3 separate regions of the Homo sapiens genome follow, and all the other regions are linked to region 2. A link is a loop called in an ENCODE intact Hi-C map of the cell type or tissue named here. Cell type or tissue: natural killer cell. All regions are shown on one strand. Links, peaks and the distances in the headings refer to the core of each region. The heading gives the core; the rest is flanking DNA. Region 1 has its middle 32 kb from the start of LINC02304. Region 2 overlaps LOC105370651 (a long non-coding RNA gene). Region 3 has its middle 66 kb from the start of LINC02291.

Region 1 (10,365 bases), core at 3,482-8,481, 600 kb after region 2:
CTATACATCTAACAAAGGACTAATATCCAGAATCTACAAAGAACTCAAACAAATCAGTAAGAAAAAAAACAAACAATCCCATCAAAAAGTGGGCTAAGGACATGAGTAGACAATTCTTAAAAGAAGATATACAAATGGCCAACAAACACATGAAAAAGTGTTCAACACCGCTAATGATCAGGGAAATACAAATCAAAACCACAATGTGATACCACCTTACTGCTGCAAGAATGGCCATAATCAAAAAATAGAAAAATAATAGATGTTGGCATGGCTGCAGTGAGCAGGGAACACTTCTACACTGCTGGTGGGAAAGTAAACTAGTAAAATCACTATGGTAAATAGTGTGGAGATTGATTGATTGATTGATTGATTTTTGAGGTGGAGTCTCGCTGTCATCCAGACTGGAGTGCAGTGGCAGTATCTTGGCTCACTGCAGCCTCCGCCTCCCAGATTCAAGTGATTCTCTTGCCTCAGCCTCCTGAATAGCTGGGACTACAGGTGTGTGCCACCACGCCTGACTAATTTTTGTTTTTTTTTTGTAAAGACAGGGTTTCACCATGTTATCCAGGTTGGTCTCGATCTCCTGACCTTGTGATCCACCCACCTCTGCCTCCCAAAGTGTTGGGATTACAGGTGTGAGCCACCACTTCCGGCCGGAGATTCTTTAAAAAACTAAAAGTAGATCTACTGTTTGAACCAGCAATCCCACTACTAGGTATGCTCTCAAACGAAAAAAAAAGTCATTATACGAAAAAGATACTTGCACATGTATATTTATAGCAGCACACTTTTCAATTTGCAAAATATGAAACCAGCCCAAATGCCCATCAATCAACAAGTGGATAAAGAAAATATGATATATATATGTACCATGGAACACTACTCAGCCATAAAAAGGAATGAAATAACGGCATTTGCAGCAACCTGGATGGAACTGGAGACTATTATTCTACGTCATGTAACTCAGGAATGGAAAACCAAACATTGTATGTTCTCACTCATATGTGGGAGCTAAGCTATGAGGACACAAAAGCATAAGAATAATACACTGGACTTTGGGGATTCGGGTGAAAGGGTTGGGGGTGACAAGGGTTAAAAGACTACACATTAGGTTCAGGGTACACTGCTCGGTGATGGGTGCACCAAAATCTCCGAAATCACCACTAAAGAACTTACTCATGTAACCAAATACCACCCGTTCCCCAAAAACCTATTGAAATAAAATTAAAAATTAAAAATAGAAAAAATACAATTAAAAAGATATCATCTTATTCTCCTGAGACTCCACTCCCTTAAGCAGGCTCCAAGCTCAAGACCTCACCCTCTTTATTAAAAAGTGAAACTTAACAAGTGCTAGAAAAGTGATAGAGACCTACTGGCACCATGTAGATCTTTTCTCTTTAATAAAATCAAAAAAGTGGGGAAAACATTGACAAAGAAATAGCACATCCCTACTGACGGTGTTCACATCCTGGTGCAACTTGCAATGATCTCAGACAGATATATGCCACTGTTCAGGGAAAATCAAAATAGAGAATCATAGTTCTTTGTACTTTTTCCATTTTATGCATGAAGTTTGAATATCCCATTGCACTAATTATGGAGACTGAGTACCTCTATTGCCTGACTGAAGGGCAGCCGTAAAAGCTAAGAGAAGCAAATATAATGATGTCCATTCAACAGATGAGAACAGTGAATCTGAACAAAGTTGTCCAATGTCACAAAGGTGGCAGGCAGCAGGGTCAAGATTTGAACTCTGATCCCTCTGACCCCAGCTCAAATTCTGGCCACGGACCCACAGGACCTTCTACACTTGTCATCATGGTCTTTTACTGGTTAATCATGTCATTGTGAGGCTGATTATAGATAGGCAATTTCATATTTTCTCTAGATAAAATCAATTTGCCTTAGAGGTACACAGTAGAGAGTACATCACTCCAGAAATGCAACACCTCTTACCTGAAAGAAAAGAAAAACAAGTCATTTTCCTTTTATTATCAACATTATGCATTCCCCAAACAGTCTGCATCGTAATATTTCTGTGCTTTCTCTGAGGTACTCGTGTTTTTCCATTAGGCATTAAAGAGAAAGAGTGAGATCAGGAGAGGAATCAGAAGGAAAAGGGTTAAACATTTTATTATTCTTGCTGCATTTGTAGTAAATTGTGTAATAGTTTTCATGTCTTAATTACTTAAATTTTATATTGAGCTATAGTGATATTATCTCTCTTTTTGTCTCCACACAATTGTATTTTATAATAGCTTTTATTAGAACCTACATGAATGGAATTTAAAATGAACACATCATTTCTGTTACTTGTGCAGTATAGAAAAGAGAGCACTTCTCTGATATTTGGCATGAAAAGTACTTTCCTTTGTATTTTATGACACATAGCAAGTTATATTAGGTGGGGACATATTTTGAACAGAATGGTAACTAAGGGAGACTACAGAACCTCTTTTTTTCTGCATTTGTAACTTCCTAGGTGAAGAAGGGTGTGGGTTATTTGGTGTTATCAAGAAAAACTCCCCCATAAAAGAGTCATCTAATTATAGTAAAATGCACATGATATATACATATATTTTTATCTTAGGTTTTCTTAAATTGGACGTGGTCTATGTATTAGAGAATTGTCAGAAAATTAGGTGTTAGATTACAATATTGCTGTTAATGTAGCAGCTACATTTATTTTTTAACCCAATAGTTGATATTATGTGTCGCAAATCGCATCAATCGTGCCCTACTCTGGCTCCTTTTCAACATGGACTTTTCAAAATGAACCAATAACTTGAATTTTGCATTTTTTTAAATGCAGCACAGGCTTCAGGACAGAGCTGGAAATTGTTTTTTTCTTGTCTTTTTTTCATTCATCTCCTGCTGTTTTTTGTAAACTAAGTATAGAGGAAATCCGTAAATCAAAAAGTCTCTTGCATGTAGAAGCTCAAATACAAAGGGGAGAAAATTCAACAAAGGATTCGGTGGGTACTTGAGAATGATGGCAATGGAAATAAATGTGAAGACATATTATAGATGCATATTTAATATTGTTGTGTTTATTGCTTCATTTGTAAAAGTCAACCAGCTAGAAACTGTGAATGAATAAACTCCTTACCAGATATAAGATAGACACAGTGGTAAGGTGTACCTTAACTCTTACCATTCCCAAGGCAAATTAATTTAGAAAACCATTGCTTCATTATAATGAATGTGGTTCTTCTGGCTGGAAGGAAAAAAAGCAAAAGTAATAGGCATCTCTTCTTCATCTATTCCTGCCTTTCCAGTTACTGCACTCCCCAAAATGCATCTTCTTCCAGGCTCAGCTCAAGTTACCTCCTCTGTGAAGCTCCTTGGGCTTCCCTGGAAATAATTGCTCTTTTCTTATTTTGGCTCTCAATGTGCTTTGAATCTCAAGCCAGCATGGCTCTAGATCCTTGTAATTATAGACAGATCCACCCCTCCTCACCAACTGGGAGGCCTTTGCAGGGAGAGACTTCCTCTTACCAAGTTTATGTTCACAGCACCTAGTCTACCTTCTCTATCATGCTGGAGGAATGGAACTGGCCCAAGGCAATGTCCCCTACTTGGTATTTAGGAGACTAGGTTTTGCAACCCCACACCAAAACACGATAGTCTCTGCCCTTAAGAAATGACAAAGGGCTAATATCCAGAATCTACAATTAACTCAGACAAATTTACAAGAAAAAAACAAACAACCCCATCAAAAAGTGGGTGAAGGATATGAACAGACACTTCTCAAAAGAAGACGTTTATGCAGCCAAAAGACATATGAAAAAATGCTCATCATCACTGGCCATCAGAGAAATGCAAATCAAAACCACAATGAGATACCATCTCACACCAGTTAGAATGGTGATCACTAAAAAGTCAGGAAACAACAGGCCCTGGAGAGGATGTGGAGAAATAGGAATACTTTTACACTGTTGGTGGGACTGTAAACTAGTTCAACCATTGTGGAAGTCAGTGTGGCAATTCCTCAGGGATCTAGAACTAGAAATACCATTTGACCCAGCCATCCCATTACTGGGTATATACCCAAAGGATTATAAATCATTCTACTATAAAGACACATGCACACGTATGTTTACTGCGGCACTATTCACAATAGCAAAGACTTGGAACCAACCCAAATGTCCAACAATGACAGACTGTATTAAGAAAATGTGGCACATATACACCATGGAATACTATGCAGCCATAAAAAAGGATGAGTTCATGTCCTTTGTAGGGACATGGATGAAGCTGGAAACCATCATTCTCAGCAAACTATCGCAAGGACAAAAAAACCAAACACCGCATGTTCTCACTCATAGGTGGGAATTGAACAATGAGAACACATGGACACAGGAAGGGGAGCATCACACGTCGGGGCCTGTTGTGGGGTGGGGGAAGGGGGGAGGGATAGCGTTAGGAGATATACCTAATGTTAAATGATGAGTTAATGGGTGCAGCACACCAACATGGCACATGTATATATATGTAACAAACCTGCACATTGTGCACATGTACCCTAAAACTTAAAGTATAATAAAAAAAGAAATAACAAATTATCTGCCCCAAAGTCTCTGCCTTTAAGAAATTGGAAATTCTACTGATTCGATAAAACATGAAACAATGAAAGAGACATGTAAGATGCTAAAGTGCAAATTTAGGGTGATAGACTAGACTTTTTATAATAATCAGAGGAGAAACTCAAAGAATTGGAGCCAGGATGGGGGCAGAGATACCAAGATGAGAAAAACAATCGTGTGTATTACTCCACAGAGCCTGGCCCAGCATAGAACTCTGAAGAAAGCTCTACTTTTTTCTTGTACAGAGTCACCATGTTTCCTATAAGACCATATTTTACAAGGAAGGAAGGGAGGGAGGGAGGGAACAAGGAAGGAAGGAAGGGAGAGAGGGAGGGAGGGAGGGAGGGGAAGGGAAAAGAAAGAGAGGGGAGGAGAGGGGAGGGGCAGATGGGAGGAGGGAGGGAGGAAAAAAAGAAAGGAAGGAAAGAAAGAAACAATGAGAAAGAGAGAGAGAGGAGAAAAAAGTACAAAACATCAGCTCCCTGTCTTCCTTACAAGTATCTTTCCATGATTTTCCAATTGCCAACTAAAGTTCATTTCCAGATGTGAGTTCTTTTTCATTTGCAATTCAACAACGCTCCTTTACCCGGATCAACTCTCTTTCCAAATTAGGGAAGCCCCAGGATGGCCAGAGCGGGTCCTCCTCATCTGTTCTGCACAGCACCACACTTCCTTTCCCATTCTCCAAAAATAAGTGTTCTGGAAGAGTTCATCTACTCTGAGGTTTGGTTTTCTTTCACTCACATCCCCGTGCCTTCCCTCTCCCCCCACCAGTCCACTTTTATTCCTCTCTTCTTTTTATTAACATGTCCACACTGTTACTAAACATAAAGGGCTTCTTGAGGAACTAATTTCAGCACATTTGTTTGGGTATTATATGGATGTTCAGAGTGGAGATCAAGAGGCACAAAAATAGATTTTGTTGATTTATGAGACCTCACTGTTTTCAATTCCCCATCAGTATGGGCAGGCACGATGCAGTCAAGAAGCGAAGCATCTGCTTCCCGCACGTTTCATTTGTGAACTTTAGCACCTGATGTAAATCATTCATAAAATCCCAAAGTGTTGGAAGGTACTCGTCTCTCGTTTTCATAAACATATACTCCACATACTGTACCTAGTGCTTTCTATCATTTGTTACAAATGGTAGGAGCAGAATTTTAATGACTACCAGAAATAAATTCTCAGCAGCAGGAAGGAAAAAAGAAAAGGAAACCTAGTTCTGGTAGTTCTGGAAACCCTAACATCCATTCATCACTTACCAGAGTTCTTCTAGAAACAAAAAGATGTCGCATTAGGTTATCGCCATCCTATATCTCCCCCTAAAAAGAACCTGAAGGAAGATGGAATATATTAGCTCAGTGCTGCTCTTTTAGATTCTTCTTAAGGGTGTCAGATCTGTGTTCATAGAGAATCTCTCAGAGATGGCTGGAAAAGACATTTGCATCTGGTAGGCAGTAGCCCTGTCTACCTTCTTTGGCCATACTCTTTGTATTACCTTGACACCATTGAGATGTTGACTCACATGAATTGAACATCTGAAGAAAACACAGTTCCTGCTTTCAAGATGTTCAGAGTCTTGCGGGGTTAGAGGACAAACACATATGTCAACAATTAACACCATGGGGGTGGGACTGTGAACCTCTCTCTCACTTTACCCATCCCCATCTTCTAGAAACAGCAGATAGATTTGGATGGGAGGGTCGGGTCAGTTGAGGAACTCTGCCATCTTCTGGCCAAGAAAAGGGCAGGTGGCGTACACAAGCTCAGACAATCCGGAGTGGAATGACACAGGAAAGAAAATGAACAAAACTTATGCATTCCGACAGTGGTGGTTGGTCCAGTTCTCATCCTCTCAAATTCTAATTGTTCAGCCTTCCTTCTGACTTTCAAACGTCCAAATTAACTTTTTTCTGCAAAAGTCATCCAGAGTTAGGTTCTGTTGTTTGCCACTGAGGGACCTTTATGGGTACCTCTGGAAAACACTGCAATTATTAAAGAATGTAGAGGGTTCAAGAAGGGTGCAGAGTAGAGAGTGATTATTTGATCTGGACAAAGGAAAGGAAGCTATCAGAGAAGGCTTCACGAAGGAGGTGACATTCAAAAGATTAAGAATTGGAGTGCACAAGATAAACTTCAAAACGCTTTTGCAAGATACCAAAGTTGTGAAGCTAAGGGCTCTGGCTCTAATGACTTGGAAGAACATAAGTCCTCCAATTAAAATCAACCAAGTATCTTCTTTGAGTGAGGAATCATTAAAAATATATATTATTTTCTTAAATCCTTTCACATAACTAGAGACTCCCAAGTCTTAGGCTTTTTGGACTGTACCAACCATTTTCCTTTTCTCTCTTCAGAAGGAAAGCTCTCTTCTGTTCCTTCCAAAAAAGAGATGCTATAATTCCACAAATCTCTCATATAATAATATAATAATTATGAGGGGGGTGAGGGGAGGCCCCTGGTTAGCTTATACTTGAAATTCTGTCTTAAAGAGACTAGAATGAGAAGAATAAGTGGAGAATGTGGATAGAATTTGGCATTTCTACAATAACATTTCCTCATTGCTTTGTAGGTCAGCTAGAAAGAGAGGACCCAGGGGATCCTGCATTTAATAGGTCAATTGAAATTTTAATGAGAATATCTATTTTATTTCTCCCAGAATTTAACCAATTCATTCATTTATGCAACCATTTGCTCATTTATCAATCAACTCATTCATTCTTGATTGTACCCTTTAAAGATTCATTAACTTATAGGAGGGTTATGCCATATAATCATAATGAAATGCACACAGAATTTTCTTTCTGAAATTCCAGAGGGGTGGTTATTCTAAGTAGAAACTATGTTGGTCTGGGTGTCCTGAGATCTGGATTCTAGTCCCAGCATTGCAACTTACTAGCTATGAGAACAAACCCCGCAGCTTTACTTTGCTCATAATTACACAGGAATAGTCATTGCTGTTCTATCTGCATCAGATAAGATGCAGAAAGATGCAGTCTTTCTGTCAGAAAGACTGAATGAACCCATGGAACCACAAATCCTTCGTAACCCAAATTCTCGATCAATGACATGATAGGATTCCCTGGGTTCTAGCCTCCTGCCATTAGGAGACGTGTATGCTTAACAAAGTCATTTCCACAGCCTGCACCCAATTTCCCGCCTCTGGGATATGGGATGGGAGCAGTTAACTACCCAATTTCAAATATTCTTTCCAGCTCAAAACATTTGTGACTCTCCAAAGTGACTTGTCATTGTATATTTAAAGTGATATGATTGAAGACTTCAGTCCTCCTTAAACTAGAAGTCTAGCTTAGGGTGTGTAGAATCTCGAGCAGGCCTTCCTCCCATGGGAAAGCAGCTTAGTCTCAACTGGGTCATTAAAGCCTAGCTACACCAGTGTTCCCCTTGCCTGGTGCACATCTACACCATCTGGAACTTCTGGTGGGACACATAGGAAAGCCCGTAGGCCTACCTGTGCTCCAGGGGCCTGCCACCTTGCTGATGTCACAGCAGGATAAAGAGATGGTGGCCCTGGTTGAAGGCCCAGGATGCTGAGATGCAGAATTCATGCCCACCACTAGAAGTGCTTCATTAATGCCCTTGCCCCATGTACTTTACCCTGCAGAACAGAACCCTGGATTTGACTTCCCTAAAGCTCTGATGTCTTGCTTGCCTTTGTCTTATTCTTTAACCTGAGATGGCTAAGACCATTCACATCCAGCCTTTGCCTGCATATTTCTTTCTCTCTCTGTCTCTGTCTCTCTCTCTCTCTCTCTCTCTAAATATCAGAAACAGTAGCTAACCTCTTTGAAGTGCTTACTCTGTACCTGCCACTGTATTAAAAGCTTTGCATGCCTTAGCTCACTAGACTCTCATGAGAACCTTATGATGAGGGTCCAACTACTTTTACTCTATTTTATGTGTGAGAGAGAAGCGGGTCCCAGAGGAGTGAGATGACCTGCTCAAGACTTCCTGGCTAGTTGGTGATGGAGCTGGAAAGCAGGCCAGGCCTGCCTGATACCAGGGTCTTAATCATGGAGCCCACTGCCATGTTTGAGATGATTTCTCCCTTGAATTCTTTTCCTCTCTGCTATTTCCATCTCTCTCTTTCCTTGCACACCCACGTGCACAGGGCAAATAAGAAAATAAGAGAGGTACCACCCAACCTATCTTGCAAACCTGACCAAGTTCTTTTCCCTCGCTTGGCCTTAATTATCAATGTCACATCTTTAAAACAAGGCCACTGTGTCCCCTTTAGGCCTGAACTCTTAGTTCTTTATTCAGCTTTAGAAATTTTCTCCAACATCTTTATTATAACTTATATTTCTACTGTCCTGATCTCTTCCTTAAAGTGTACAATATTTGCTCTTTTTTCTCTGTTCTCCATGTTTATCATGTACTCTCTCAACATTTTTACCTTTTTCTTTGCATCTTCAGTCTAGGAGGATTCTCAGGCTTCTCTTCCACATCCTGAGATCCTAAAGAAATTTCCACATGAAAATTTCTTTAACGTCAATTTTGCTGTTTTTCATCCTAAAACCTATGTAGATTTTATTATCTTGCTCTCTCTGTGTTTCCTTCCATTATTTTCTTATTTAAGCTTTCTATTTTTGCCTCTCTGTCATCATGTCAGCCTGCTTTTGTTTTTTTCTTGAGATTTTTTGCTCTTTTTCCAGAGACTTCATCTTCATTATGCTATTAAGGATTTTAAACATTTAAAAAATTTTAGAAAACAAGAAAGAAAGTTATCCTAGATGCCTTAAGGTGTGAAAGAGAAGCATCTATTCTATCAGATGCAAAATCTCTGGTAGAGATGTATGTGTGTATATGTGTGCGTGTGTGCAAGTGTGTGCTATACATGTATCTGTGTACTATATATGTATATGTGTGTACTGCATGTGTGGATATGTGTGTCTGTGTGTATTTATGTGTACTATGTGTGTGTACTCTATGTGTGTATTTGTGCATGTGTATGTGTGAGTACTGTGTGTACATGTGTGTACTGAGTGTATGTGTGTGTACTGCATGTGTGCACGTGTGTGTATTTGTGGATTTGCATGTATTTGTGCATATGTATGTGTACATGTGGGTACTGTGTGTGTATTGCATGTGTGTACACTGTGCATGTACATACAGAGTGTGTACTATGTGTATTTGTTCATATGTGTGTATGTGTACATGTGTGTAGTGTGTGTACTGCATGTGTGTACATACAGTGTGTATATTTGTGCATATGTGTGTATTTGTATATGTGGGTACTGTGGGTATACTGCATGTGTGTATGAGCATACTGTCTGTGTGTATTCATGCGTATGTGTGCATGTGTACACGTGGGTACCGTGTGTATACTGCATGTGTGTATGTGTGTGTACTGTGTGTGTATATATGCATATGCATACATGTGGGTACTATGTGTGTGTACTGTATGTGTGTCTGTGTGTGTACTGTGTGTGTATTTGTGCATATGTGTGTATGTGTACATGTGGGTACTGTGTATACTGCATGTGTGTATGTATGTGTACTGTGTGTGTATTTGTGTGGATGTGTGCATGTGTACATGTGGGTACTGTGTGTATACTGTGTGTGTGTGTGTGTGCTGTGTGTGTATATGTGCATATGCATACAGGTGGGTACTTTGTGTGTACCGCATGTGCGTGTGTACTGTGTGCATATTTGTGCATATGTGTGTATGTGTACATGTGGGTACTGTGTGTACTGCATGTGTGTATGTGTGTGTGCTGTGTGTGTATTTGTGTGTATGTGTGCATGTGTA
Region 2 (10,365 bases), core at 2,932-7,931:
CATACACTGCCAAAATGTCCAAAGCCCTCTGATGGAGAGCTGTCTCTACAAGGAAGTTTTTCAGAGCCCTGGTAGGTGGTAAAAGTTGTGACTCTTTAGTCCAGCAGATTGGAGCTCAAATGCAAACTGTGGCATCTCTCTGCTACCTCCTTCTTCTGAGTCCCAATTTACCTGTTTCTTTCTGCCTGCTCCCCTAACCCAAAGCAGGTGGTAATGGTTCCCTTGTCCACCTCCATCCTATGGGACAGGCAGGAATTGCTCCTTCCAACTCATGAGAGCTGATTTTACTCTCTTTCCAACTTTGGGTACCCTGGTGGGAGTATTTACACCACATAAATTGGCAAAATATACATATCATGACTTGCTTTCCCCGGAGAGGTGGTTGTTGGACATTAACCAGCACTGCCTGTTGATCATGTGGCTCTGTTAATGCCCTCATGACAAACAATGAGATTGATCCGTTATAAAAATGACAATAATAATAATCTTGATTATACCTTACGTTTACATCATTTACACCATGCTTTAGAATTTGCAAAAAATTTTTACGTAAGTTTTACATAACCCCCATGAAACCAGGAAATGCATTTATCATGTTTATTTCTGGGGTACCATTTTTAGCACAGTCTCAGGCAGGCTGACTAGGTACAGTGTGGCAGGTTGTATAACCACACAAAGGTGTCCAGACAAGGAAGCAAGAAGGGAGTAAAATCTAGCTTGTCAAACCATACTGTACGGGGCAGTGTCTGCTCCGAGGTCTCATCTTTGTCTATGCTACCAAGGGCTAGGTGATCTACATGCCCCCTGGCACATGGAAGGTACTCATTAAACATTTATTGAGAGAAGGAATGGATACATTTGGGCTACACAAGTAGCCTGTGAATCTAGTTTTGTAAACTCCATTATACAGCAAAGGTATCTAGTTTACCCAAGATCACGTTCTAGTGTAAGAATTAGGAGCACGAACCCTGAAGCCAGAGGACACCCTACTCCCTGCCTCATTACTATGTGAAGAGGTAAGTATCTTAACCGCTCTCTGCCTCAGTTTCCTCATTTGTAAAGCAGGGATAGTAATCATATCAACTTCTTGGTGTCATTATGAAGATTACATGGCTTAATATATGTAGAATACATATAACCATGCTCTTATTGAGAAGTTATGTGTTAACTGGCAATTATTTATATGTAAGATGGTTCTAAACGCTAAGACGTGAGGGGTTACTGTGATTGTTTGAGTACCAATCAAGGAGGCACATTTTTCTGGGAACTTTATACATGAGAATGTCTAATCAAAAATGGTAGCATCAATTAGACATTCTTATGTCTTATGAGTAAGAAATCAGAGAGATATGTAAGTTGCTAAATATTGCAGAGCAAGTGAATATTTAAGCCTAAGCCTTTATCTGCCAGCATTCAGAGCCTATGCATAGTTTTTCTCTATTTTGGTGTTCCTGTTCCTACTCTACTGAAAAATAAGTCACTCTAGACAGCCTTACTTTCCAAGCAGCTAAGTATTTAACTCTTTGAGCACCAAAGTTTCTTATTTTTAGCCTTCATATATATATATATATAATAAAATATATATAAATAAATGTATATATTTATAAAATATATATAAATAAAATATATATTTATAAAATATATAAATAATATATATATATTTATAAATATATATAAATAAAATATATATATTTATAAATATATAAATAAAATATATATATTTATAAATATATAAATAAAATATATATATTTATAAATATATAAATAAAATATATATATTTATAAATATATAAATAAATATATATATTTATAAAATATATATAAATAAAATATATGTATTTATAAAATATATAAATAAAATATATGTATTTATAAAATATATAAATAAAATATATATATTTATAAAATATATATAAATAAAATATATATATTTATAAAATATATATAAATAAAATATATATATTTATAAAAAATATACATAAATAAAATATATATATTTATAAAAAATATACATAAATAAAATATATATTTTATAAAATATATACATAAAATATATATTTTATAAAATATATACATAAAATATATATTTTATAAAATATATACATAAAATATATATTTTATAAAATATATACATAAAATATATATTTTATAAAATATATACATAAAATATATATTTTATAAAATATATATAAATAAAATATATATTTTATAAAATATATATAAATAAAATATATATATATATTTTATAAAATATATATAAATAAAATATATATATATATTTTATTACACTTTAAGTTCTAGGGTACATGTGCACAACGTGAAGGTTTGTTACATATGTATACATGTGCCATTGTGGAAAACAGTGTGGCAATTCTTCAGGGATCTAGAACTAGAAATACCATTTGACCCAGCCATCCCATTATTGGGTATATACCCAAAGGAATATAAATCATGCTGCTATAAAGACACACGTATGTTTATTGTGGTACTACTCACAATAGCAAAGACTTGGAACCAACCCAAATGTCCAATAATGATAGACTGGATTAAGAAACTGTGGCACATATACACCATGGAATACTATTTTCAGCCTTCTTAAAAGTATATCTCTCTTAAAATACAGGCATACTTGAAGACATTGTGTATTCAGTTCCAGATCACTGCAATAACATGAATATCATGTTAAAGCCAGTCACCCAAGGTTTTTGGCCTCCCAGTGCCTGTAAAAGTTATGTTTACTCTATGCTGTAGTCTATTAAATGTGTACTAGCATTATGTCTAACAAGTATACATACCTTAATTAAAAATTACTTTGTTGCTAAACAAGTGCCAAGGATCATCTGAGCCTTCAGAAAATCACAATCTTTTTGCTGGTGGAGAGTCTGGCCTTCATGTTGATGGGTGCTGACTAATTAAGGTGTTGGTTGCTGAAGGATGGGGTGGCTGTGGCAACTACTTAAAATAACACAAAAATGTAATTTGCCACATTGATCAAGTCTTCCTTTTATAAAAGATTTTACTGTAACATGAGATGCTGTTTGACAGCATTTCACCCACAGTAGAACTTCTTTCAAAATCAAAGTTAATCTTCTCAAACCCTGCTGCTGCTTTATAAACTAGGTTAATATGATATTATCAATTATTTGTTGTCATCCAACAATGTTCACAGCATCCTCACCGGGAGTCAATTCCATCTCAAGAAACCACTTTCTTTGCATATCCGTAAGAAGCAATTCTTCATCCATTCAAGTCCTACCGTGAGATTGCAACAATCAAGTCACATCTTCAGGTTCCACTTCTAATTCCAGTTCTCTTGCTATTTTCACCACATCTGCAGTTACTTTCTCCACTAAAGTCTGGAACCCTTCAAAACCACCCATGAAGTTTGATATCAGCTTCTTTCAAGCTCCTGTTAATATTGCTTTTTGACCTTCTAGGAGATGTGAATGTTCTTAATGACATCTAGAATGGTGTATTCTTCCCAGAAGGTTTCCAATTGACTTTGCTCAGATGCATCAGAAGAATCACTATCTACGGCAGCTATAGCCTTAAAAATGCGTTTTTTTAAAAGTAATAAGACTTGAAAGTCTAAATTACTTCTTGATCCATGGGCTGTAGAATGAATATTGTATTAGTAGGCATGAAAGCAGCATTAATCTCTGTATACGTCTATATCAGTGTTCTTGGGTAACTAGGTGCATTATCAATGAGCAGTAACATTTTGAAAGGAATTTTTTTTAATATTAATAATAGGTTTCAACAGTGGGCTTAAACCATTCAGTGAACCATGCTGTCAACAGATTTACTTTCTGGGCTTTGTTGTTCCATTTATGATGCATAGGTAGAGTAGATTTAGCCTAATTCTTAAGGTCCGTAGGATTTTCAGAATGGCAAATGAGCGTTAGGCTTTAGTTTAAAGTCACCAACTTCGTTAGATCACAACAAGAGTTAGCCTGTCCGCTGAAGCTTTAAAACTAGGCATTGACTTCTCCCTAGCAATGAGAGTCATAGATGGCATCTTATTTCAATGTAAGACTATTTTATCCTCACTGAAAATATGTTCTTCAGCATAGCCACCTTCATCAATGATCTTAGCTGGATCTTTTTCAGAACTTCCTGTAGCTTCTGCATCAGCACTTACTGCTTCACCTTGCACCTCCATGTTATGGAGAAGGCTTCTTCCCTTAAACCTCATGAACCCACCTCTGCAAGCTTCCAACTTTTCTACTACAACTTCCTCACCTCTCTCAGCTTTCATAAAATTAAAGAGAGTTAGTGCCTTGCTCTGGATTAGGTTTAAGGGACTCTTGTGGCTGCTTTGAACTTCTACCATGACCACTAAAGCTTTCTCCACATCAGCAATAAGGCTGTTTCACTTTCTTATCATTTGTGTGTTTACTGGAGCACTTGAATTTCCTCCAATAACTTTCCCTTTGTATTCACAATATGTCTATTTGGTGCAAGAGGCCCAGCTTTCAGCCTGTCTTGACTTTTGGTGTGCCTTCCTCACTAAGCGAAATCATTTCTAGCTTTTGATTTAAAGTGGGAGATATGTGACTCTTCCTTTCACTTGAACTTTGATGCCATTGTAGGGTTGTTAATTGGCCTAATTTTAATATTGTTGTGTCTTGGGGAATAGTGAGGCCCAAAGAGAGGGAAAGAGACAGGGGAATGGCTGGTCAGTAGAGCAGTCAGAACCCACATAACACTTAATTAAGTTTGCCATCTCATGGCACATACAGCCCCAAAACAATTACAATAGTAACATCGAAGATCAATGATCAAAGATCACCGTAACATATATAATAATAATTTTGAAATATTGTGAGAATTACCAAAATGTGACACAGAAACATGATGTGAGATCATGTAGTTAGAAAAATGGCAGAGATAGACGCTCAACACAGGGTTATCACAAACCTTTGATTTAAACAAAAAATCAAAACAAAACATGTCTGTGAAACAAAGTAAAATCAAACATAAAACAATGAGCATGGCTGTAATAGGTTCTTCAAAAGCAATGACACCACAGCAGCCATGAGCACACCTAGTGCCCAGGTCTTGGTTTCTAATTCCAATTCCCAATAAAAGGAGCCCACGTTCCTTGAAGAATGGCTGATTTTAGGCCTGAGGCAAGAAATATACAAGATGAGCCTGGCATATGACAGTGCCAGAAAGCAAAGCAGTGTTCAAAAGACAAAATAATGGGGTATGTCAGAAGAAAACAGAAGACAAACGAAAGAGCTCCAAATGCTCAGAGCTACAACAATTTGAGCAATACAACAAATAACATCGTATTGAATTATAATCTGAAATATAACATAGCCATGATTTTATCCTAATAATAATGAATGACTGAATAAAGACATAAATGGGAGATAATGAATAAATCTCTCATGCAGAAGAATTCCAAATAATTTATTTAGATACTCTGCCCTCAAGGAGGTGAAGCATAACTCACCACCCCTTAAGTGTGGGCAGTACATAGCAACTTCCTTACAAAGAGTTCAATGTGCAAAGGAAGAGAATAAAGAGTCACTTGGCAGTGGAGAAACCTGACAAACCCTCCTCAGAGAGGTGACGGAGGTCAACATCAACAGGGATAAGTCACGTTGACAGTATGTGCCCATGATCTGATGGGATGAGCATGGTGGTTTATCTCTGTGATCTTCCTTTTCAAGATCTGTACCACCAATCGTACCATAAGAAAAACATCGGTTGAACAAAACTGAGAGAAATTCTACAAAATACCTGGCAACATCATCAGAAACAAGGAAAGTCTGAGAAACTCACAGTCTACAGCTAACAGACCACAGGGATGTGATGGCTAAATATAACATAGTATACTGGGTGGAATCCAGGAAGAGGAAAAGGACACTACATAAAAAATAAGGGCATCAGAATAATGTATGGACTTGAGTTAATCTCAGTGTATCAGTATTGGTTTATTAGTTGTGGCAAATGCACCAAACTAAAGTCAGATGTTAACAACAGGAAAAAATGAGTGTGGGGCACAGGGGAACTCTTTGTACTCTCCGCAATGTTTTTTTGTTTTGGTTTTTGTTTCTTTTTTGTAAATCTAAAACTATTTCCAAAGAAAAAGATTATTTTAAAAAGTGCAAACGTAGAATGGTCCTGTCTTTTATTTTCTATTTTTTTCCTTCTTTCTGTTTTGGATTCACTTTTGTGAAAGACACATTTCACTGGACTATAAATTAGTGATGACGACTGTGGCTACCGTAGTGGGCAGGGCTGTTTGCCCTAAAATACCTGGCTCCAGTTCCTTGTGTCGATTATGTTGCTGTTATCATTGTTGTTATTCTCTAGTGAGGAGCTTCAGAGAGCTTTCTGTCTAGTTCTCATCTGTCATGTTTTACTCGTTCACTGTCTGTGGTGGCCTCTTGCTTATTTCTGGGCTGTATTTTTAGAGTCTGAGAGTATAATCCAGTAGAAGTGCGTATGAGTATACGTCAGTTTATGAAAACGTGGGGCAAAAGCAAGTGGGTAGCTTTGGAGCGTGGTCCTCAGTCCTCTTTGTAATGCATCTTCAGTCTATTTGCAGTTCTTCCTAGATTTTCTTTCTAGTTATCAGCTATGTTCTTGACAGGAAGAGTGACAGAAAATTTTCATTCTGGATAAGGCCATTTCTAGGCAATTACACCTTCTGACCACCCTCTAAAATTGAAAAAAAGTTTTATGAAATAACATTGTAGAGCTCCTTTTCAAATCCTCTGACCTGAGAGTAATGTGGGAGAACCTGAAGAGCCCCTTGAAGCCATCAAGTGTACTTTCTTAAAGGACAGGCTTTCCAAAGCACATGGGCCTGTATTTCCCTCCTCCACGTGTCAGCTGAAATCCAGCACCAAGGATAAATTGGGTTGGACAGCACAAGCCCCAGCGCCAACACTCTAGTCAAACCAAAGCCCCGGAGACCGCTGAAAACATTAACTTCAAAGAACGGATTGTGTTTGCCCAGCTCTCTGCTTCCTGGTTTTGACCAAGACTAGGATGAGAAAAGCAAGCGTTTTTCCTTTGTGAGGTGTCAACTAGTTCATATCTGCAGCTCTGGAAGAGTGTCTGACTTATCAAACACCCTTTGAAGCCAAAAGGGATTGAGAATATACAGAAGTCGAATCCGTGGGTGTGTCTTCTCTCTCTCTCAATCTCTCTCCTTCCCCCTCCTTCTCTCCCCTATTTTCCCCATTTACTCTCTGTATCCACAGTTCTCTTTTTCAGTTTGTCCTTCTGTTGCACCTTTGCGAGCAGCTTAGTAGAGAGGAAAGCATGTACAGCACTGGCTGTGGAGCAACTTTTCCCAGTACTTGAATCCTGGCCCCCCTAGTTTTTACGTTTGGCTTAAGTTTCCTGAGCTCTCTGAATCTCAGTTATCAGCTTAAAGAAAGATGACGATACTTTCCTGGCCGAGTCTTTATGGGGATCAATGACACATAATGCCCAGCCGGGCAGGGGGAGCTCAGTTGATATGAGCTTCTTCCTCTTCTCCCTTTGGATCTTGGTGTATTTTACAATCTAGTCACATCACTTTCTGTATGTCCAGCCACCTCTCCATGCAGGGCTGCCACTTGGTTCACTCTACTACTTTTGTATTGAAAAATATGTGTCTCCCCCAAAGGACAAATTAATAAAAATATAAATAAGCCAAAAAAATTCTGCCTTCTGTTCCATTTGATTCTTAACATAAAAAGCAGGGAAACTGTTTATTTTCCACTCTATTTTAGCTTGACGATGATTCCGCAGAGAAGTGTTTTCATTTCATGCCCTGTTCCCAGCAAGGAGTGAGGGAGGCGAAGAGACTTACCCAAGGCCATGCTGGGAGCTATCTTCAGAATCTGGATTCCAGTTCCAGCCAGTCTGTCCTCTGACTCATGTTCTTCCAGCCTCGTCTGGAGGTGTCCAGGTTGTCTATCGTGCCTCCTTCATGTTTGTTTGTTTGATTGCTTTGTTTGATCCTTCATGTTTGTTTGTTTGTTTGTTTGATTGCTTTCCCTGTGCCCAGTGCTGCTGACTATATAGAAAATGAGCAAGATGTGATGGGGTCCAAGGAGTCCAGGTCGTCGAGTCAGTAGCCTGCCATTGGGCCATTGCAGTACAGCATGGGGAGGGCTGTCACGAGGGAGTTTAGGGGATGATGCCCCCAGGTGAACCCAGCCCTTACTCTGGTAGGCCCACACCATTCCTCCTCAGCCTGGGGTGCTGCTAGCTTTCTGGCTTTGCGAGTCCCTGCATTGCCCTCTGGCCCCCAATTGAATCCCAACAGTTTCTGTTGTCACCATGTAACTCTGTCTCTGTGTTAAGTCTCTTCTATTATGAAGATTCAAAGTGTTTTCTGCTTTCCTGTTTGGACTCAGAATGGTAGACTCCAATTATTATTGAGACACAAAGCAATCATAACTGATTAATATCACTGTTTTAAAAAGAGCAATGTCTTTATTGTCTAAGGAGGCCATATAAATTCATAGGAAAAAGCCCAACCCACTAATAGGGCCCCATATGTACTGAGAGTGATTGGCATTCGCTGAGTATTGATTACATTCCAGGAAGCTCAGGGCCTTAGAGTCCTCAGCTCATTCAATCTTCACAACAGCCCTATTGTGACTTATATTCATTTTACAGAAGAAATAACTGAGGCCCTACATGTTAAGTAAATTGCACTAGGGGTCAGCTTAAAAAAGTAATTTGATTTTTTTTTCTTTCTAATTTTGAAAAGACAATAATTGCATTTCTCTAATTGCCCAGAATGAACATGCACTTCTTTTAAAATTAGAAAATAAAATAATAAAAAGTTATATGTGAACAAACCAAAAAGAAAAAAAAAGCACAGAAGTCTATCTTCTTTTTCAGTAAATGTTTAAATAGTAAATGTGTCTATAGTTGTTAGTCATACAGTCTCTGTCACAATGATTTAACTCTGTTATTATAGTGTAAAAGCAGCCACAGGCCATTTGTTAACAAATAAGTGTGGCTGTGTTCCAATAAAACTTTATTTAAATAAACAGGCAGTGGGCCAGATTTAGCTTGCAGTCCTTAGTTGCCTCACCCCTAGCTAGATCACGACAAGCACTCGATAAGCATGCATCGTTGCTAATGTTTAGAATAGTGATTTCAAATCTTACTTGGTCAAACTCTTGTCTGATTTTGCTTTCCTTCCTTCGGGTACAAAATACTCTTAGTTTGCTACCTGCACCGCCTAGGAGCACTCAGCACTGCTGTCTCTGTTGACCAAAGCCTTGTGATTACCCCACATTCCTCCTGCCGTTTATTCCCCTGGAATGAGTTCCCCCAAGCATGCTTTGGTCCCAGTACTCCATTGCACAGTCATTTTGGAAAATGTCAGCTGTTGCCCCCCATAACAGACCTTGATGGGCACAGCACGAGGCTTGTCACTGTATGTGAAGTGCTGTGAGGAAATTATAAAAACATGATTAAAGGAGAGAATCACAGAGAGCGAGCGAGACAGTGGTTTCGGGGAGAGATGTCAGCTCGCATATTGTTTTAACTAGAAATACTCCCACAGTGTCATCAACTCCACAAAATACACAGTTGAAAGTAACAGCTTCTTAATGCCAAAAGGCTTGATTTGAAACTTCATGAAGGTTCAGAACTTCAACTTGAAGGGAATGAATGTTTAGGAGGCATATTGTGTGTGGCAGACTCTCTAACCCACATTTCAATGGCCTGTTCAATGAGGCTTTTCCACTCTCATACCCTTTCGGTGAGAGAGTAATTTGCCCCAATCTTCCTTAAAGACAATTTAGTCATTTTTAATCACAAGTCTTTAAAATTGGCATATCCTCGGACCTAACAAGTTTACCCTTAGGACTATATCTGAAAGAAATAGTTGGATGAACTCTGTGTGTAGAAGAGTGTTCACCATAGCAGTATGTATTCTGGGTAGCATCCTGAAGCAACTAGAATTCCTGATAATTAGCGACTGTTTAAAAAGATATATTGCATCCCTCTAACGGAAGAGTTTATAGCTGTTAAGTATCAGGTTTTAGAAGACTATTGAGTGAACAAAGAAAGCACTCACAAAAACAGGCTATAATATAACATAGCCTATATGATTCCAATTTTGAGAAAATAAACATGTTGTGTCCCTGTCAGTAGCTGGAGTTGCATGAAAATGTAATAGCGATTATTTCTGCTGCCATTCAAAACACGCTTCATTTTGTAATTTACATTTTTATATTTGTTTTTCAAATTTTGCCCATGAGTATATTTTTCTCTTAAATGTCAGCGAGAAAAAGATAATAAATTTTGAAAAGAGAAAATAAATGTTCTCTAAAACATGCTAAATTTAAAACAAACTGGGAAATAATGTTTGCGACATAAAGACAAGATTTT
Region 3 (10,365 bases), core at 2,511-7,510, 160 kb after region 2:
GCTTTATTTTTGCATGTATTTTAAAACAGAAAAAGCTCATCCGTTACATAAGATCATGTACGTCCTGCTGCCACAGCTCTAATCGGTGAACTAACAGTCTATTTTATTTTAATTGTTCATAGTGAAAGATGACCTTGTGCACCTCCTAATTAATTACTGAGTTTCTTGCAGGACTCTCCAGTTGGAGCTAAAATTGATAGAAAACCTAGACCTCTTTCTGAACTATAATGTTGCAGATGTATTTTTGAATGAGAACATGATTCTGTTTACATGATGCTTAGTGAAAGGGACAATGTAGATGTTTGTGGCTTCGTGTGGGCCTCCCATAAAACCCCATGCAGAAGATGAAACATGACACCTGCTTTGTAAGCCATCCAAGACTCCTACCCCCAGTCCATACGTTTCATATGTATGTAATCAACTTTTATTGGTTCTTGAATTACATTCTGTGAGCACAGAACTCCCCTTTGCCAATTTGAGCACAATCACAGAGCTTGGAAGTGTCATTAATAAAAGGCCTTGTGGTTTGAGCTCAGTGAAATGTTTATAAGAACTCTCGCTTCTACCAATACTGATTTTGGTGGGAGAAAAGATTTAGAGAAGATATTTCACAAAAAGAAAAATAGATGGCATCAAAATAGAACCTTTATAAGCTAAAGGTGAACAAACTTTCATTCATTTGTTCTCTACTGAGTGCCTCCTGTATAAAAGATATAAAGTAAGTATACATGATCTAGATGGGTCCATCCAGGAACTCACACAGAGGTGACCTATTCCTAATCAATCAAGTGTTCACAGAGTGTTATCATCTGAAAGGGAAGCATGTAATCACAGAAGAATATTTATAGAAACAGCAAGTCATAAATACACCATGGTCCAAACCAGAACTTTCTGTTCATCTTTGCACATTCAGGAACTCAGTCAGGTTGGCAGAATGGTCTCATGTCTAGACTGACAGTAACCAAGCTCATTAAAGTCAGATGTACAGCTTCCAAAATGTTATTTGACTCAGTTTGACAAAATGCTCAAAATACTAATGTGGAACAAAATATTTACTCTTTGTAGGTAGATACACCGAGAAAGACACTGAGGCTTAAAGTTGCTTAGTGAGCAGAGCATCAGGGCCCAGAAAGTGGAGACGTGGTTCTGACACCTGGCTAGGATAACTCCACACCTGCATCACCACCAGAAAGACTCTGTGTGAGGGACTAATTTTACTTGGACACTTTTTGGGCACTGTCAGGTCTAGATGGCTGGATGTCCCGTTTTTGTGGCCTTGGCTGCTCATAAAGGGTTTTCTCCTGATAAGCATAACAAAGGTATCTATTTCTTACATGATATCCTCATTCCGATTCTAATTCTCAGACATTATTGTTGAGCCCCCGGATTGGGATTTAAGCTGTACCCACACTTCAATGCACAGTGAGAAATCGTTTGCTAGGTTGGAGCCCACAGAGGGCTAACACACCCATTATGTGTGGATTTGATTATTTTAAATCTCAGAGAACAATATTGATTCCAGCGTTAGCAACCACCTATTGTCACCTCCAGGAGGAATCAGATTGTGTGCAATGCAAACTTCATCCACCATGCACAACCCACAAGCATGTACCTTTGTACATAAGGTCCTATTTTGGTCTGGGTCCCATTTGGGACCTATGTCTTTCCTATGTCCCATTTGGTCTGGCTCTTCATCTTCTGCATGTAATTCTAAGCCATTCGCATCTCCCAGGCTTCCCTTTTGCCTTTGATAACTTCTTTGCATGTACCTTCCTTCAAATATTTCTTACATCTACCTCTTTCTGATTATTCTCATTGCTGTTATTGCGAATCAGATCCTGGCTACTTCCAAACTGACCTACCATGAACATTTTATTGCCTCTGAACCAAGCTTTCACATTCATCAAGTCACTTCCCAGCACAAAACTCTTCACTGGACTCTCTACCCTATAGCCAAGATTCCATACTCCTTAGCCTGGATTCTGAGACTCTCCACAATGTAACCACAAGCTATATATAGTCAACAAAGTACATCTTTCAGCATCTGAAGACCTGGACTCTAGGTCCACTTCTACTGGTTATAAGCTTAATAAAACCATTTCAATACTGTGAATCTTAGGGGTATTTTTTACCTAGGGAAACACAATACTTGTCTACTGCAGTGGTGGAAAGGATCTCAAGAATAATCTTCTGTAGAATATCCATGCCTCTGAACTCCTTTAGTCATACTTCCAACATTCCCCTTCCAACTTGCTCTTCATTTCTATGTCACCCTAGGATCAGTTGCCTATCTCCCTGGCTGTAGGACAATTTTAGAGTCCACTCTGATCATTAATTCTTCTCACCATCTCCTCTGCATTTAGGCAAATTGGGGTAGATTCCAGATCTTTAAATAGTTTTAGAGAGAGCAAAATCATGTTAGGCAGATTAACAACAAATAACGAAAGCCCTGAAATACTAGAGAAATCTGTTCTTTATTCTATAGACAGTGGAGACTCCATAAAACTCAAATGATGGCCAATATCAATATAATATGCTACTTTCTGAGGAATATTTAATCCCTTAACACTGAAGACAAAAAAAAAGAAGGAATGAATTCAAAGAACACATGCAGCTCTGGAAATTTTATTGGACTTACTAAAGAGAATTTTGGTCTGAGAACTGCCAATTGCCATCAAATCCTTCTAGTTAGATCTCTGCTCTAAATGGGATTAAAATCAGTAAAACTTAAGTTCTTTCTCCCCTGCTTCTTCTCCCGCTCCTCTTTTTCTTGTCTTTCTCCTCTCTTCTTTCTCCTTCTTCATAATTGTCAATGTGTTGCTATTTACAGAGAAAATACATTCATATTTGTTTTTCATTCATGAAGTAAGTTGGATGACTGTGATGCTCCCTGTGTACAGACTATGCAATCAAAGTTCACACAGAACTAGTAACTTGCCTGAGGTCACACAGCTAGTAAATGGAAAGCTATGACCTGAACTTTTTTCTTATAAATCTAAGATTTGTGTTTTGTCTTTAAAAGCAGTAGTGCTTTTATCATCATGCACTCAACTATTAACAAGTGTTCCAAATTTTAAGCATTCTTGCAACTGACAGGTTTAGAATGAAACTCCAAAACAATGAAAGAAAATAAAGCAATCTTTTACATAATAGATATAACAGATAAAATAATGTATTAATGAACAACTCATGAATTTATTTTGCTTTTATTTTCAAAGGAAGGGGTCAAAGCTCTTTTATTCTGGAACAATTATTGTATTTCTGTCTTTCTGCCTATGCCTTCCATGTATTTATCAGGGCAGTGGGGAAATACAGGCATACTCTCCTAAATCATGTGTCTTCTGGCTTAAAAAGTGAGTATCTTCTTTTCAAGATGACACTTCAACTGAATATGGATATGAAGTTGCTGGCAGAGTTATCTACCCACATTAATTGTCTTCTTCAGAGTAATTATTGTCCACTTACTACATTAAGGGTAAATTTATCATTTTCTCCCATTGTTGATCAAATTTTGGATTTCATTCTGAAGAAAGACTTCACAACTGTGCTAAGAATACTTCACCAAGAATGCATGATGGATCTCATTAGTTCTCATGCTTTGATTTTCTTGAACTTCCATGGGAGTCCCTGATTGGGGTCCAAAGAGGACTCATGATAGCTTTCTAATCTGGGTGGAAAATAGGATTGGGGTAACAAGAAAGAAGAAAGATGATGAAGTCTCTGGGGCAAGCTTTACATGGAATCAGGATTTTAAGTCAATGTAACCCTAAAATATTTTTTTCAGTTTATTTATCCTCTTATTTTTCAAGATTGGGAAGCAATTTCAAGGACAAGGGACTTGCCCAAAATGATGAGGCTGGTCAGTGGCAGCTGGGGTTGTCCATTTATTCATGCATTTGCTTGAACTCAGAGGTCCCCAGATGACACTCCCTCACTGGGTGTCATGCTGTCTTCCAATGGGCCACTGTCATGTCCTTTAAAATGCTGGTACCTTGTCATTCCTTCTTCATAGAATGACCTTTCTTTTGTTTTTTTTGTTTTTTTTTTTTTTTTTTTACATGCTTTATTCTCTTTGGTCATTGCTAAAATGTCACCTCTACAGAGACATCTTCACTGACCATATTTTCTGTAGTAGATCTTCTCCTCACTTTCTCTCCCTGTGTTACATTTCTCTACATCACCTTTCAACTTGTCTGTTACTTGTTGCTTTAAACTTGTTTGTTACTCATTGTCTCCATCTCATATTGGCATGTAAGCTCCACTGCAGGCAGGATCTTTATATAAAGCAGGGATTCAATTAATATTTGACCAATGAAGGTTGGAGGTTTGGATGGGTGGATAGATGGCTTCATGTTGTGGAGTCACAAGAATTGCAAGAGCCAATTCGACTTATGAAAGGCCCTTAAAAATACAGTCTTTTATTTAGTTTTGTTTGATTTACTTTTGTTTCCCCATAAAAATTCTGCAAATCAGAAACTTAAAAAAAATTATCTGTGTCTAGGAGGGTAGCTTGAGGTCTCCAGCCATGTATCTTGCCAAGTGTCTCCAAGATGCTGCCCCTTCCAGGCCTTGAGGATTTGCTCTGGCCTCTGTGTATGGGCAGGGGAATATGACTTCGCTCGTAATAGCAAGGGCTAGTGAATGTGATCTGGAGCCAGGAATAAAATTCGTAGTAAGACTCTGGAACAAGAATAGTGAGCATGAGGTGAGAGGAATGCTCCTCAAAAAGCCTGTGGTGTGGCAGGTTTTGCAGAAAGAGAGAATGAAAGACAACAGGGGATGGCTAGCCAATGAGATGGCACAGGCTTCATCTCTTCTCTGTTTTGGCTAAAATCCTCATATCTATATACTGACATGTAAATCACCATAAAATGTTGGAGAGTCTTCTTTTGTGGCAAAATAATTGCAGCAGATATCAGAAGACCTATATTCTGATCCCACGTCTGCCTTGAGAAGTCATGCCTACTTTCTGTGCCTCAATTTCCTTATCTGTAAAATGGCCTTATTTCTAAAATCCTTGCCCCATCTGAGTCAGAAGGTTGGGGAGCTGATGAGCTAATTTTCTAATTACTTTGCTTAGTTGTGAAGTCGTACACAAATGAGCAGTCTCACTTATCCATCATAAAATCTTACTAAATGGTGTCTTGCTTTGTTTGGTTCAGAAAGAAATGTTTATCCTGATCGTGCATTCTGAGAGTTCACAGGAATTTTAAATCTAATTTGATTTGTCTGATTTTGACTTTCCCTCGACTTCCTATTTCAAAAGTGAAACTAAAGGAGGATCTATTTCTCTTTGGTTTCAGGTTCTAACAGTGGGGCTTTTTTTTTTTTTTTTTTTTTTTTTTTTTTTTTTTTTTTGCATTCTGATTGCAAGCACTGCCTAACAAAGCCATATTTAAACGCAGGGAAATGTCACTTACATGTTACAAAGCTCACAGAAGCAAGTCTGTCTCTGCTGAATCTTTGAAGATGCTGCTTAATAAAACCGAGAGATCTTTCTGTCCAACAAAACCTCTGTGCATATTTTTGATGAAAGGGGTAAAAAGGGAAAAAAGAGCAAGGTGATCACAACAATGGTTTTTCATTACAGTTAGATACCTCCAAGGTTTAGCGTGGCAAAGCCTATCAGAAAAGATTGGGTATTAATTATGAAGGTACACTTCAATTTATCAGCAAAGGATATCAAACAGGCCAAACGCCACAGTCTCTCATATAATTTATCTCTTCCTTGTAGGGAGGCAGATAGCAACGATTTGCAAATTGCCTCCTCTGCAAAAAGAAGGGAGAAAAACATACACACACAACACACAATTAAAAGCAGATAAGCATCAGGCAATGTGTCACATTTTCAGCAGAAAGCCAAAAGTGGAGGTCTTAATCTCTGGGGTTGGTTTGCTGCAAATGCACTCCCTGATACTTCCCTTGACGTGACTATTTAACTCCTATTAAAATTAATAGGGGTCAGGCCTGATCATCAAGGGAGAAAGGGCCTCCTGGCGCAGATAGGCTTCAAGTAATAAGGATTTGGTGATTACTATATTATTTGTCCGTTCATTTTCAGATTATCTTGTAAGTGTGTGCTCCTTGTGCTCTTTGGTCCAATTATGAAGAATAACATGTCGCATAGAATCTATTTTTATTAAAGCAAACTTCTTTTCTTAAGAAGCATATAATTTGAGAGGGCATATTGGCAGGATCCTAATGCAGAGAGCTCAAAACTTTTTCCCCCAAATAAATACTGTCACTTTTTCTAAACTAGGTGTACTTTTATGAATCAACTGGGACCTCTGACCCAAAGATTGGGACAGCATCAATCCATAGAGAAATCCCACTCAAACATGACTTGGGTAATAGGAGAGTGTAATTTTTCTGAAAAAAAAAAAAAAAAAAGTGATCTGAACTTAGAGTCAAATGATAAGCAAAAATCTAAAATATCAGTGCTTAACAAAATTATCTGGACTCAGTTTACTCTTCTGTTAAATGGGGAGAATAAAAACACAGGCCTCAAGATCATTACAAAGACCATGAAGAGTGATGTGAGCTTGTACAAGGTGCACCAGTCACCTAACACCAGACTCTCATCTCTGCACTGAGGTGATTCAGGAAGAACAAAAGAGTCAACATCTATTTGCAATTTTTCTAAGTACTGCAGACTCCGAATCTTGCCAATTAAAGAAATTAGAACAACAACAATAATAAACATAGTAACATCAGCAGCATAATTTTATACAAGAAAGGACATTTTAAAGGCACAGGGACAAAAGCATTTCTTTGAAACAAAGAAAGTTATTGTCATGAAAATCATGCTGCATCTCTTATTTTTCTCATTTCACTGCAGACTGGTGAAAACAACCTCTCAAACCACCTCTGTTCTACAGGTAGGCATTTAGAAGCCTCTGAAATGGACCATCAGGACAGCCACAGATAAGTTCAGTAGCTCACAGAGAAAGTGATGATTAAGCAAGAAGAAGGCAGTTGAGCTTTTTCTTACTTTCTCATCTGCAGATCAAAATGCCATAATATACATACACCTAAACAAGGGTACTTCTGTCTCAATTTTTTGTCAACCTTTACTCTCCTTTTCCACACATGTCATTGGATCAAGCTTGCTACTTTTACTGCTTGAATCATCCTTCATAAATTTTGGTTTGATTAAAGCTTTTTGGTTTCAAAGTCTATTTTGTCAGATATTGATATTGTATTCCAGCTTTCTTTTGGATTGTACTTTTACAGTCTTTTTCAAAAAACTTTTTATCCTAAACATTTCTGTGTCATTTGTATGTGTCCCCCTTATAAATAGATTACAGATGAGAATTGTTTGCTTGTTTGTTTAATTAACTTTTTATTTTAAGATAATTCTAGATTCACAGGAAGTTGTGAGAAATTGTAAAGAGTACCGTCATAACTCTAGTGTGCTATCACAGCCAGGATATTGACAGAGGTGTGGTCAAGACACTGAACACTTCCATTAACATGAGGTTCCCACTGGTTACCCTTTAATAGCCATGTCCACCTCCCTCTGCCCTCACCCGTCCTAAACCCATGGTAACCACTGCTCTCTTCTCCCTTTCTACAATTTTCTTATTTCAAGAATGGTATATAAATGGAATCACGCTGGCCAACATTTTGAGATTGACTCTTCTCTCTCAACATAATTCTTTTGAAATCCATCCTGATCATTGTATAAATCAAATTAGTTCCCTTTTATTGCTGAGTAGTATTCCATAGTATGGATGCATTGAAGTTTAACAATTTACTCATAAAATGATATCTAGGCTATTTCAATTTTTTTGCTACTATAAATAAAACTGCTATATTTGTGTACAGATTTTTGTGTAAACTTAAGTCTCCATTTCTGTGGTATAAATTGCTCATGTCTCTGATATAAATTGCTCACTAAACATTGCAATTGCTGGATCATCTGGTAATTACATATTTAATTTTTGAGAAACTGACAAACTGTTTTCCACGGTTGCTATACCATCTTCCATTCCCACCAACAATGTATGAGTGATCTGATTTCTCTGTATTCTCATCAGCATTTGATATTGTCACTATCTTTTATTTTAGCCATCCTGATAGATATGTAGTCCTGTCTTGTGGTTTTAATTTGCATTTCACTCGTGGCTAAGACATTGAACATCTATCTTTTCATGTGCCTATTTGCTATAACCTATCCTCTTTAGTAAAATGTTTTGTTATTTTTTGACCATTTTCCAATTGGATTGTTTGAGCTTTTTGTTTGTTTATTATTGAGTTTTGAGAATTCTTTATATAGTCAGGATAATTGTTCTTTACCAGATATGTGGCTTGTAAATATTTTCTTTTATTCTGAAGCTTGTATTTTCATCTTCCTGACAGTGGTTTTAACAACGCAAAAGCTTTTAATTTTGATGAAATCTAACTTATCCATTTTTCCTTTGATGGATTGTGTTGATGTCAAGTCTTTGCCTATTTCTAGATACTAAAAATGTTCTCTTATGTTTTTCTCTAAAACATTTATGGTTTTACATTTAAGTCCCTCATCTCTTTTAGATTTATTTTTTGTGTAACATGTGAGATGTAGATCATTTAAGTTTTTTTTTCTTTTTCCCCTGGATGTCCAGTTGCTCCAGCACCATTTGTTGAAAAGGTTATCCTCCTCCACTGAAGTGTTTTTGCATTTTTGTCAAAAATCATTTGGTATATTTGATTTGGTATATCTGTTTCTGGGTTCTCAATTCTTTTCCATTGATCTACGTGTCTATTTCTATTCCAACACCACAGTTTTGATTACTGTAGCTATATAAAAACGTCTTAAAACTGTGTAAACAGGGTCTTCCCACTTTATTCTTCCTTTTAAACATTGTTTTAGTTTTTCTATTCCTTCTGCTTTTTTATATAAATTTTATAATAATCTAGTCTATATGTACAAAAAAAACTTGCTGGGATTTTTATAAAAATCACATTAAACCTGTCTACCAATCTGTGGATTGCTGACATCTCTACTATGTTAACGCTTCCGATACATAAACATGATATGTTTTTCAATTTTTTAAGAATTCTTTTTATTTATTTTTTATACACATTGTGCACATGTTTATCTGTTTTATACTTAAGTATTTTTATTTTTGAAATCTTTATAAGTGGTATTGTATGTTTAAATATTAGTGCCCATATATTCATTGCTACCATACAGAAATGTAATTAATTTTTTTTGTCTTATATCCTATGATTTTGTTGAACTCAATTATTATTTCCAGGATTATTTTGTAAATTTCTTGGGATTTTCTACTTAAACTGTTTACTTTTTCTGTCCTTTTATAAAACATCTTTAGGCCAGTCACAGTGGCTCACACCTGTAATCCCAACCCTTTAGGAGGCCAAGTGGGATGAATTGCTTGAGCCTGGGAGTTCAAGAACAGCCTGTGCAACATGGCAAAATCCTGTCTTTACAAAAGCAATACAAAAAAAAAATTAGCTAAGCGTGGTGGTACACTCCTATAGTCCCGGCTACTTGGAGGCTAAGGTGGGAGTCCTCCCAAGAGTCCAGGAAGTCAAGGTTGCAGTGAGCCACAATCACTCCAGCCTGGGTGACAGAGCAAGAACCTGTCTCAATAAAAAAATAAAATAAAATAAACAGAACTCTTTAGTCTCAACGTTTATGTTTCATTGTTTTATGTATACCTCTTGCAAATAGAATATAGTTGGAAACTATTTTGTTTTTGCTTCAATGTAAATACCTTTCTTATAACTAGCAAGTTTCACTTATTTACATTAATTGTGACTAATAATAAATTTAAATTTATTCAATAATTTTATTTTTCTATTTTTCATGTTTCCTTTGATATTTTTACCTTAGAATCTCCCTTCTTTTGAGTTAATTGAATTGTCTTTATTATTTTATTTTATCTCCTCTTGTATCTGTGTTTTCCTTTATATTATATGTAAACAACATATTTGACATTGCTGGAACTTGTATATACCACCCAGGGGCCCACAAAATAGGGGCTCATGAACTAGCCCACTCAGAACCCACCACCATCACCACTGGCACCAGTGTATACCATTTAGGGGCTTGAGAATTGGCCTACCCTGAACCCACTGCTGCTACTGCCAGAATTTGTCTCCTCCAGTGGTGGGGTCACTACATGGCCATGTGTGCTCCTTAGGGACCTGAGGACCTGCCCTGCCCCCAGTAAAACCACCTCACAACCTTTACAAACAACCACAGTCTAAGCCACTGAGGAATTTGCAGACAGTGCTGCTTTTCTTACATCCAAAGAAAGCATATAGAGACTACGCTACTGTGCCCACCGAGAACCAAAGTTAAAGCATGCTGCCCAACCAACACTATCAATACATCTACAGGAAAAAGTCTTTCCC

Evidence for each region. Peaks named below come from ENCODE experiments on the same cell type or tissue, not always from the same donor. Only the 100,000 strongest peaks of a DNase experiment are listed, where the experiment ranks them.
Region 1: it touches region 2 in a loop (2.5-fold over the local background); 5 of 110 quality-filtered maps call a loop at or near these places.
Region 3: it touches region 2 in a loop (1.9-fold over the local background); 2 of 110 quality-filtered maps call a loop at or near these places.

Annotation. Positions count from the first base shown.
Region 1 is chr14:97,181,329-97,191,693 of GRCh38, reverse strand. No RefSeq gene overlaps it. Among named protein-coding and RNA genes, the nearest start is that of LINC02304, 32 kb to the right of the region's middle. In natural killer cell, for the core only: no CTCF peak of the experiment used is centred there; a DNase peak (open chromatin) is centred at 6,313.
Region 2 is chr14:97,779,653-97,790,017 of GRCh38, reverse strand. All of the region lies in intron 3 of LOC105370651 (a long non-coding RNA gene), which reads right to left. Among named protein-coding and RNA genes, the nearest start is that of LINC02312, 22 kb to the right of the region's middle. In natural killer cell, for the core only: no CTCF peak of the experiment used is centred there; no DNase peak of the experiment used is centred there.
Region 3 is chr14:97,615,704-97,626,068 of GRCh38, reverse strand. No RefSeq gene overlaps it. Among named protein-coding and RNA genes, the nearest start is that of LINC02291, 66 kb to the left of the region's middle. In natural killer cell, for the core only: no CTCF peak of the experiment used is centred there; DNase peaks (open chromatin) are centred at 5,318, 6,578, 6,968 and 7,428; H3K27ac peaks cover 1,585 bases.